Regions from separate parts of the Homo sapiens genome. Here all the other regions are linked to region 2. A link is a contact called in ENCODE Hi-C or POLR2A ChIA-PET data. All regions are on one chromosome and are shown on one strand. The core of a region is the stretch at or near the end of the contact, and the rest is flanking DNA. Distances in the headings are between cores, read along the strand shown. Region 1 has its middle 47 kb from the start of LRRC37A3. Region 2 overlaps RGS9 (regulator of G protein signaling 9). Region 3 overlaps GNA13 (G protein subunit alpha 13).

Evidence for each region. A loop is a pair of places that touch in the nucleus more often than their neighbours do. ChIA-PET counts read pairs that join two places held with the same protein, here RNA polymerase II (POLR2A). Pooled maps may share reads with other maps.
Region 1: a pooled map shows a loop between it and region 2 (2.1-fold over the local background). The contact joins two enhancer-like sites. A Hi-C loop is called at or near these places in 2 of 50 pooled maps. POLR2A ChIA-PET finds 5 or more read pairs at or near these places in 5 of 52 experiments (AG04450, B cell, activated B cell and 2 more).
Region 3: a loop to region 2 is called in a pooled map, with 2.4 times the contacts of the local background. The contact joins two enhancer-like sites. A Hi-C loop is called at or near these places in 3 of 50 pooled maps. POLR2A ChIA-PET finds 5 or more read pairs at or near these places in 4 of 52 experiments (PC-3, SK-N-SH, activated CD4-positive, alpha-beta T cell and 1 more).

What each region holds. Positions count from the first base shown.
Region 1 is chr17:64,964,645-64,967,728 of GRCh38, forward strand. It overlaps the pseudogene AMZ2P1. Among named protein-coding and RNA genes, the nearest start is that of LRRC37A3, 47 kb to the left of the region's middle. RefSeq lists an enhancer at 1,160-1,209 and a silencer at 1,429-1,592. Within about 2 kb of position 1,492, at least 8 of the 41 ENCODE cell types and tissues checked have a DNase peak (open chromatin) inside an H3K27ac peak, as active enhancers do.
Region 2 is chr17:65,154,798-65,157,848 of GRCh38, forward strand. The region is part of intron 2 of RGS9 (regulator of G protein signaling 9); the gene reads left to right. Among named protein-coding and RNA genes, the nearest start is that of RGS9, 19 kb to the left of the region's middle. RefSeq lists an enhancer at 479-638. Within about 2 kb of position 1,559, at least 5 of the 41 ENCODE cell types and tissues checked have a DNase peak (open chromatin) inside an H3K27ac peak, as active enhancers do.
Region 3 is chr17:65,021,537-65,024,404 of GRCh38, forward strand. All of the region lies in intron 2 of GNA13 (G protein subunit alpha 13), which reads right to left. Among named protein-coding and RNA genes, the nearest start is that of GNA13, 34 kb to the right of the region's middle. Within about 2 kb of position 1,600, at least 8 of the 41 ENCODE cell types and tissues checked have a DNase peak (open chromatin) inside an H3K27ac peak, as active enhancers do.

The DNA of each region.
Region 1 (3,084 bases), core at 242-2,741, 190 kb before region 2:
ACTTGACTATGGGAGGTGGAGGCTCCAGTGAGCCGTGATCATGCCACTGCACTCCAGCCTGGGCAACAGAGCGAGACCCTATTTCATAAATAAATAAATATCGCACCTCTCTTTTTTTGGTACTAAGGCAGAACTGTACATAGACTGATTTCTCCAACTTTGAGCAACCCCAGATGGCTCTACTTGAACAGAAAAGAAATTGAAAGTTTAATCGTGTATAATCCCTTGTAAACAACCTGGGGGAAAAATGGTTAGGTTCTCGCCGGTGATATTTTACTTCAATGAGGTCATGTAGCACAGTGAAAATAACGAATAACTCAGCATTAGGGAGAATTGGGATCTGATCCCATTTTTGCCATTGGTTACATGACACGCAAGTTTACTCGGCTGCTGCAGGCTTGTGTCCTCATGCATGAAATGGACTAAACAATCTCCACATTATTAATGCTTTACGACTCCGCTTTCCAAAAATGGAAATGCATTTGAAGACAATACCAGGCCCTTGAAAATGAAGACGGGAGGGTAAAAAACAAGCTGCAACAGAGAACAGTATCAAGCTTTTAAAGAAACAAGTTAACACCGAAGCCAGAGGCCTTTAATGTAGACATTAAACGGTGTCTACATACACCCTTTCAGCTTGAATGTCAGCACCGGCTGTACTGACAGAAGATTTACATGACCTTTTCCTGAAATAAGCCTTCCTCTCCTAGTAACTCAATACCACGGGTACATTTTTCCAGGTACACTAGAGTTGGGTACTGCTCTAGAGCTGCACTGTCCAATACAGTAGCCACAAGCCACATGGGGCTGTTGAGCACTTGAAAATGTGGCCAGTTGGAAGTAAGACGTACTGCAAGTGTAACATACATACAGGAATTTGAAGACGGTAAAAAAAAAAAGGATATAAAATATTCAGCATTGATATTGATTGAAATAATATTTTGGATGCACTGGATTAAATAGAATATACTATTAAAATTAACTCCACCTGCTTCTTTATGCATTTGCTAATACGACTACTAGAAACATTAAGCTTACATAGGTGGCTTGTATTATATTTCTATTGGACGGTGCCATTCTAGATATCCGAATCTACAAAGTGACTGAGATTCAAACTCTTCAATGAAGCACTTTTTAAATGCTCTACTTGAGAATTAATTCCACTCACTGCTCTGCTGCCGTCGCGGTCCTGACTTTCCAAGGCTGTGCCCAGAGCGCGGCACACGTGGCTCTCACACAGGCAGGCCTGCACGGCACGCAGCAGTGGAGGAGGTTACCCTGGGTCGCCGACGCCAGGGGAAGCCAAGCGACCGACCCCACACTTCTGAGCCCCGCCGGGGAAGTCCCCGGGCGCGGAAACAGGTGGTGCGCCGGCGGTTCGCAGCTGCTGTGCCCGCTGGCCTGGGCGCAGCCGGGGACAGCGACGCGTTTCCTGCCCGGGAAGGGCCCGAGCGCAGGGCCGGCTATAGCGGTCCCGCAGCTGCCTGCTTCGATTTTAGCACTGCTGCTCCCTAGAGGGAGCAACGCGGCCCTCTGTCCCTCGTAGGGCTTGAAATGTAAATTATTCATATCAGGGGAATGTGTGCTTCAAAAAGCAAGCTGGACAAGAACCGACGGGTAATCCTCGCCAAATTCTTCTATTTAACCCTCACCATTAAAAGTCTGAGGCCTGAAAAATCTCTTGACTGGAGAGATATTAACTCCACAGGTAAACGGGATCAGGATCTACGACATAAATGAATCAAATTCACTGATTTCTAAGATTATTTAGACAGTAGAAAATTATTAATCCTTTTTATTAGTTCAATACTTCATTCAGCATTTGCAGAGCAAAATCTGCTTGGATTTATTTAGTGAAAATTATCTTCTAAAACTACAAAGATTTAACCACAGTACATAAAATTTAGTTGCAGTAGGCAAATTATATTTTTAAGCTGAACCCTAAGAAATTGTCCAAAAATATGTACAATAGTTATGCACAGCACTTATGATTGCTGAATAAATGCATCATATAAAATTTAGTTCAGTTTTTAGCAAGAGTGAACGATTTCTTAGATGATTTTTCTCCTGGTCTCATAGTGCAGAGTATTCACAAATGGACCTTATATCTTCTCCAGACAACCGTCATCCCCAATTTATTCACCTAGGCAAATCTTAGTTCAAAAGAGTTTGTGAGAAAGGCTGACCTACAGGACTAAAACCGTGCTTACATTGTAGGAAAATAAAAGAAAATGTAATCGAATGGACAATAATTTTTAAAGCACATTATTCAAGGAGGAATAAGCCCTGTAACAGAATCCATAAAACACCATGCTCCATCAGTCTCTTTTTGCTAACAGAATGACCAAGTATTCTCTCCAATTAATTTTAATAGCAAACCACCATTTCCTAAAATGACTTAAATGGGTTCAATCAAGTAGGAGAATGAATCCAAGGGAAACCACTGACTAGGGGTATAAAATGTGCCTTACATCATATTGCATACATCAAACAATCAAAGAATTTAGGCTTCAAATTACAAGAAAAAAAAATACCTTTAAGTCTTACCCTCAAGGTAAGATAGGAAAGTGGGAAATGCTGTCTGCTCACTGGCATTCCATAAAATATTCACTGTAATTTCTGGATTTCCAAGACACATCTATCTAGCAGAGGTGGTTTGTCAAGTCTGAGCTTTTCCACCTGTCCACCCCTGTAGCAATGGGGCTGATGTTCACAACCTGCAGACCATCATCAGCATTCATGGCACCCCGACAGATAACCCCATTAAACTCTCTCCCTGACTCAGGTAAACACTTCACAATGTGAGAAGGTGAGAAAGACATTATTACTGAAATAAACCTGAAAGCTGCTCTAAGTCTATAGAGAAAGTGTAACACTCACAAATATAAATACCATTACACACTATTTGTAAGATCCCTCATAAATGACTATGTTATAGCTGAGACCTGCAACGGAACTCCCACCACCAAATGTTGTGGTAGTGTAAGGACCATTGTTATTTTCACTTGCAAATATTCCTGAGAGGTCGTATTTTAAGCTGCTAAAAACTAAAACAGGAATAAGGTGACAACCAGCAAAAGAAAA
Region 2 (3,051 bases), core at 309-2,808:
GCAGAAGCAGACAGCTTCTCATAGCCCAAGCCCGGGCCTCACCACGGCTGTGCTCAATGTGAGGCCTCCCTCTCTATGCCACCCCTGACCTGACTATTTATTTTTCACTCAAGGTGCCCTAGTCTTTGCAGAGACAAGCTGGCTCACAGCTTCCCCTTTCCCTTTCTGACTGCTTAGAAGAAAGGATGCCCCCACCAGCAATGTGTCACTCAGGTTTCCTTGCATGCAAGCAACAGAAGACCCACTCTTTTGTTGGAGCAAAAGGGGAAGTAATTGAAATGCTATAGAGCAGCTCATGGAGGAAAAGGAAACACTGACAAGCCAGACTTTGGAAAGGCCAAGAACCAGCGTAGCTCTGGGCACCCAAAGAGTGGAAACAGGGGGCAGACTTTTCAGGGTGCCTTTGTGTCCCCCATCACCTCAGATGCAGCTGGGGCAATTCTTCCTGAAGGCATCCCTGACCCTGTCCCCCTCCCTGCCTTTGACTGTCATTAATTTTGGCCTGAATTCTCTACTGGACTGGGGCCCTTTAAGGGAAAGTACCTTGTCTTGCTCATCTGGGTAATCCCAATGCTTCTCAGAGCTGTGTTTGTAACAGATGGTTAGTAAAAGTTTATTGAATGCATGAGTCACTTATTGTCTGTCCTTGTGTGGAGAGTGAAGGATTAAATCCTTCAGGTGTCTTTTCTAGCTGTAGCCCTGGTCTCAGTTTACTTTCTCCATTGTTTTTGTTTGTTTGTTTTGTTTTGTTTGTTTGTTTTGAGACAGGGTCTCATGCTGTCTCCCAGGCTGGAGTGCAGTCATAAAATTATGGCTCACTGCAGCCTTGACCTCCTGGGCTCAAGTGATCCTCCTGCCTCGGTTTTCCAAAGTGCTGGGATTACCAGCTTGAGACTCCACAGCTGGCCAGTTTTCTCATTTTTAATGCAAGAATGGCAATCCCTCCCTAAGGGAACGAGTGCAGGAAGGAAGTGAGAGAGTTCTGTGCAGGTGCTGAGTATGCAGTGGGTGCTGGATGGTGGTGGTAGCTAGTGCTTTCCCACACATTGTCTGTTAACACTCACAATAAAGTTAAGGGTAGATATGACTGCCCACTTTTTGCACATGGGGTTATGGAGACCAAAGAGTTTCAGCAACTTGCCTTCATGTCCTTAAGCTCATTTCATGAGTGAGCTTGAATTTCAGCCCAGCAATGTGACTCCAGAGTCCATATATATATTTTATTTTTACTTATACTTTTTTTTGAGACAGGGTCTTTCTCTGTTGCTCAGGCTGGAGTGCAGTGGCACTATCTTGGCTCATTGCAGCTTCTGCCTCCTGGGTTCAAGCGATTCTCATGCCTCAGCTCCGGAGTAGCTAGGATTACAGGCACCCACCACCACATCCAACTAATTTTTGTATTTTTAGTAGAGATGAGATTTCACTATGTTGGTCAGGCTGATCTCGAACTCCTGACCTCAGGTGATCCACCCGCCTCGGCCTCCCAAAGTGCCGGGATTACAGGCATGAGCCACCGCGCCCAGCCCAGAGTCCATATTCTTATCTACTGTCAGTTGTGCACCAGCTGCTTTCCTTCCCTGCACACGGGGCACACTTGGTTCCTGGATTTGGGCGAGGTCGCCCATCCTGCCATGGCTTCCTTGTTCCTCCTGCACAGGTGAATTCCAGCTGCTGTAGAAACAACACAGGGAGAAGCCCTGGTCCTGCAACAACAGCACCGATAAAAAAAAATTATTTAACTTCTTGGACGGCAGGCGTCCCAGGGCTTCCTCGGGACAAAGGTGGCTGATGCGGGAGGCTGAGCAGCCTGCCAGGCTGTCAACGTAGACCGCGTGGTACAGATGCTGGTGGCACCATAATCTCATTTGATCTATTTCGGGAGGCAGTCAAGTGGATGAGAAAGCCCTCGGCTCCTCGGTGGAGAGAGCTAATCAGTCTGATGTCTGCCTAGGTCTGTCTCTCTGCCTGCGCACCACTGTGTAGCATTTAAAGAGAGAGACTTGGTGTGGAAAGTCTAAACACCCAGTCCTAGGAGTTTAGATGAAGGATTTTGCTTTTGAACAGCCATCCAGGAGTGAATGATGCTAAGAGCAACAGAGGGAGAACCATGGAAAGCCATGACAGTGTGCATGTGGACACTGACAGAGATCATGGCTGGACATTTGTGTCCTAGGGTGTGGGCATGAAGGGAAGAATTACAGGTTGTCTACACCCAGCCATGGTCGTAGGCAGGCAATTACGCCCAGAGAGCGTGTATATGGGTCATAAGAAGAAATGTCCCTGCACCGCCTCCGAGGAGGGAAGTATCATTGGCAATTATCCAGACATAAGAACACAGGGAGTGGAGTCTCAATCCTGGCCCTCTTCTTTGATGTGTTATGTGGGCCTGTTTCCATGCAGACAGGCTTCCAGCTTGGCCTTTGGAAAGCAGGCTAAGATTGCTGGAAAATGTGACCATTGGCATCTGCACGATGGTATCTGTGATGCGGTGCTTCGTTCCAGGGCACCTTGTCTATCTTCTGAGATGCTATTACCTTGTGCCTACGAGCTGTACCTTCTGCTTGTGAGGTGAGAGGGCCCAGGCTGAGGGAAGGGGCTCAGAGCTTCTGTGGGGTCGTACGGCAGCTCTGGGCTTGTTGGTGGAACTTGGCTTGCCTTGACCCTTAGATAAATCTGAATCCTTGAGGGGAGCAGGTGGGTGGGACGGGTGTACGGGTGCACATTCTCTCCTGGCCTCTGAGCCCGCCTCTCCTGCTGTTTTTCATGCCATTTTTTCATGTTTTTTTGTGTGTTGTTCCCAAGCCAGCCCCTAAGATTTGCAGGGCCTGGGGCGAGAGTACACATGGAGCCTTCATTCCATCATCTAAAGTTATAAATCAACTAGGATAGGTCCCAACCTCCTACCCTGACAAAAGTACCTTCACAATGTCATGGAAGGCCAGGTTCAAGTTTAGAAGTTTCTGACTCCTCGGAGTTCTGCCTGGGAACTTGGGGAGTTGGAGAGCCGGCCCCAGCCCTCAGCCTGTCCTCTTCTCATCCCTGTCTCTGTTT
Region 3 (2,868 bases), core at 350-2,849, 130 kb before region 2:
CAAGTGACATTTGTATTCAATGCTCTCTTCTGCACAGCTAAAATATTAAAAGGAAAGGATTTAGAATGCACTTCTTTAAAAGGATATGGAATTTAAGCTGGATAGCCAAAGAACACACAAGAAGAACTGATCTGCTGTTTTAGAACATACTCAAAAACACCAGTGGCTTTATGTCAATAAGAAAAGGGCAACTCTGCTTATAGAAAATAGGTAAAGAGTAGAGTTTTTTAATTCAAAGTCTGATTCATGCCTTAAGAATATAACATAAGGTTTATAGAGATGGGTATCAAATATAGATTTTCTAATAAAAAGCAAGGTAAACATATTCTAGAAAGCAATTTGGCAATATGTATTAAGATCTTTCAAATGATCCTCAACACAGTACCACTGAAAAAGTATATACAACTACAACAGTGCTAGTGAATTACTATTATGGCAGAAGGAAGAGCTGGTTGAGAGCAAATGGATTGCTCCTTATATTTAACTAGATTCTGGACCAGGGGTCTGTCCACAAACTATATAGCCTGAAGGCCAAATCCAACCCAATGCCTGTTTTTGTACGGCTCATTTTTAAATGGTTGGGGAAAAAACTTAAAAGACTATTTCATGATATGTAAAAATGATATGAAATTCGAACTTCAACATCCATAAATAAAAATGCACTGGAACACAGCCACGCTCACCTGTTGGTGTATCGTCTATGGGAACTTCCAGGCTACAACAGCAGAGGTGAGGAGTGGAGACTGAGGCAGTGTGTTGCACTCTCATGACTCTGCACCACTGCTTGGTGCACCACAAACTGCAGTGACACAGTTATAACTTGAAAATATTCCAAGTGTCACCAGTATTGCCACACCATGACATTAAAAAAAAAAAAAAGGGAGTAAATACACATCCATCCAAATAAAAAGAAGGCCCTGAATACCACACTTTTAAGGCACAGTAGGATGTAAATAATTTTGCTATCAAATTCCATGGTAAAGCATTATTTATTATGCAATGACACTATAGCTATGCTAGAAGAATACAATGTATGCCAACATTTACAGACTAAGCTTTCTTCAATCCTCCCAACCCACAGAAAAGCAACGGTCATAAAACAAAAACAAAACACATGCAAAATTTTAAAATGGAATAGCTTATCACTGCAGAATTTCTTCACCAAAACAAAAAATGAAATGAGACTGCAACCAAAGTATTTTCAAGTTTTCAAAGTTTTTGTTAGACAAGCAAGGAATGCCATTTACCAAGTGAGTGAGTAACTCATGTTTGATTGTAACAGCTGAAGAAATATGGCCAGAGAAAGTAACCTTGTTTAAGACTATTAGCCTTTCAGTGAGAGCAGCTGCTCAGAGTTGAGGACACTCGGAACAACCATCAACTGTCAATTAAGAAACATGGCAAATTATTTCAGTGGTTTTCCCTGGCTCTTGCTGAGTTTATTACCACAATGCTCAGTTGTTGTTTACTTAGGGAATCAATGCCAAGTTTGAAGTGACTGAAGAACCAGCCTGTATGAACAGTCCATGTGGAAGAGCTACGTGTGAGAGTATTTTCAGAGAAGCTGAGAAAACACTAAATGAGTACAGCCTAAACTGGAATATGCTAGGCTGTGTTACAACTGATGGTGGTAAAAATGCGTGGAACAGAAAGGGGGTCAAACATGCAAAACCTGTGTAAGGGTTACTCACTGCATTACTCATGAGCATGTACCTTGTGGGAAACACATGAATCTATTGTGCTCATGAACGAGTAATGTCAGTGATGAATTTAACACGCTCCTGTGAACCTGACCATCAGCAGGTCATGAGTTTCTGTCAGAAACAAAAAGTGAAAATTCTGACACAGTTCGATGTCTTAGCAGCGCTAAAGTTTTACTGACTTTTTTCTGAGCACAGGGATGGAACTGATTTCTTTTCCTGAACAAGAACTACCCTTAACCACTATTGTTGAACGCTGAATGGTTTCGGAAATTAGCCTTAGGGCAGACTTGATTTGATTTCTGAATGAATTCAACCTAAAATTACAAGGCAAAACGGCACTGTTGGTGAAACTTACACTCTGGTAAAGTCATTTCGACAGCTAGCATAGTTTTAATCAAAACAATGTCAAACTGCTTTATATACTTTCTTTGCTGTCAAAAGTTAAAACAAAAAGTGAGACTTCCATTCCCATACAAATTTCCAGTGGACATAATATTTCTAAACTCTAACTACAGTTCCAACAGCATCTTTCAGACCCCTATGTAAGTGCAAAGGAAATTTCCATATTTCAAAATCCATTTAACTACGCAAATGAAGAGCTTCTACCTAACCTTCAAGTGGTTAATCTGCAATGTAATGACATGCTAAGAGGCAAACACTGAGAAGAATCTAACAGGATTCTGTAAGTATCTCTCAAGCACTGACTATGCTCAATAAAAATCATATGCTATGGCTGGCACGGTGGCTCACACTGTAATCCCAGCACTTTGGGAGGACGCCAAAGCGGGAGGATTGCTTGAGCCCAGGAGTTTAAAACCCACCTAGGCAACATACTGAGACTCATCTCTACAAAAAGTTAAAAAATTAGCTGGGTGTGGTGGCATGTGCCTGTAGTCCCAACTACTAGGGAGGGTGAGGTAGGATCATCACCTGAGCCCGGGGGTTGAGGCTGCAATGAGCTGTGATCATGGCACTGCACTCCAGCCTGGGCGACAGAGCAAGACCTTCTCCAAAAAATAAAAAATCATATGCTCATTTGGTAGTATCTGTGTGAAAATATATTTTCAAGGATGAAATGTGTAAAATCTCATTACAGATCAGAATGGAGGAATATTTGCAACTGACTCTGACAAAAAAATGCTAAAACATTGAATCCCAATAAACA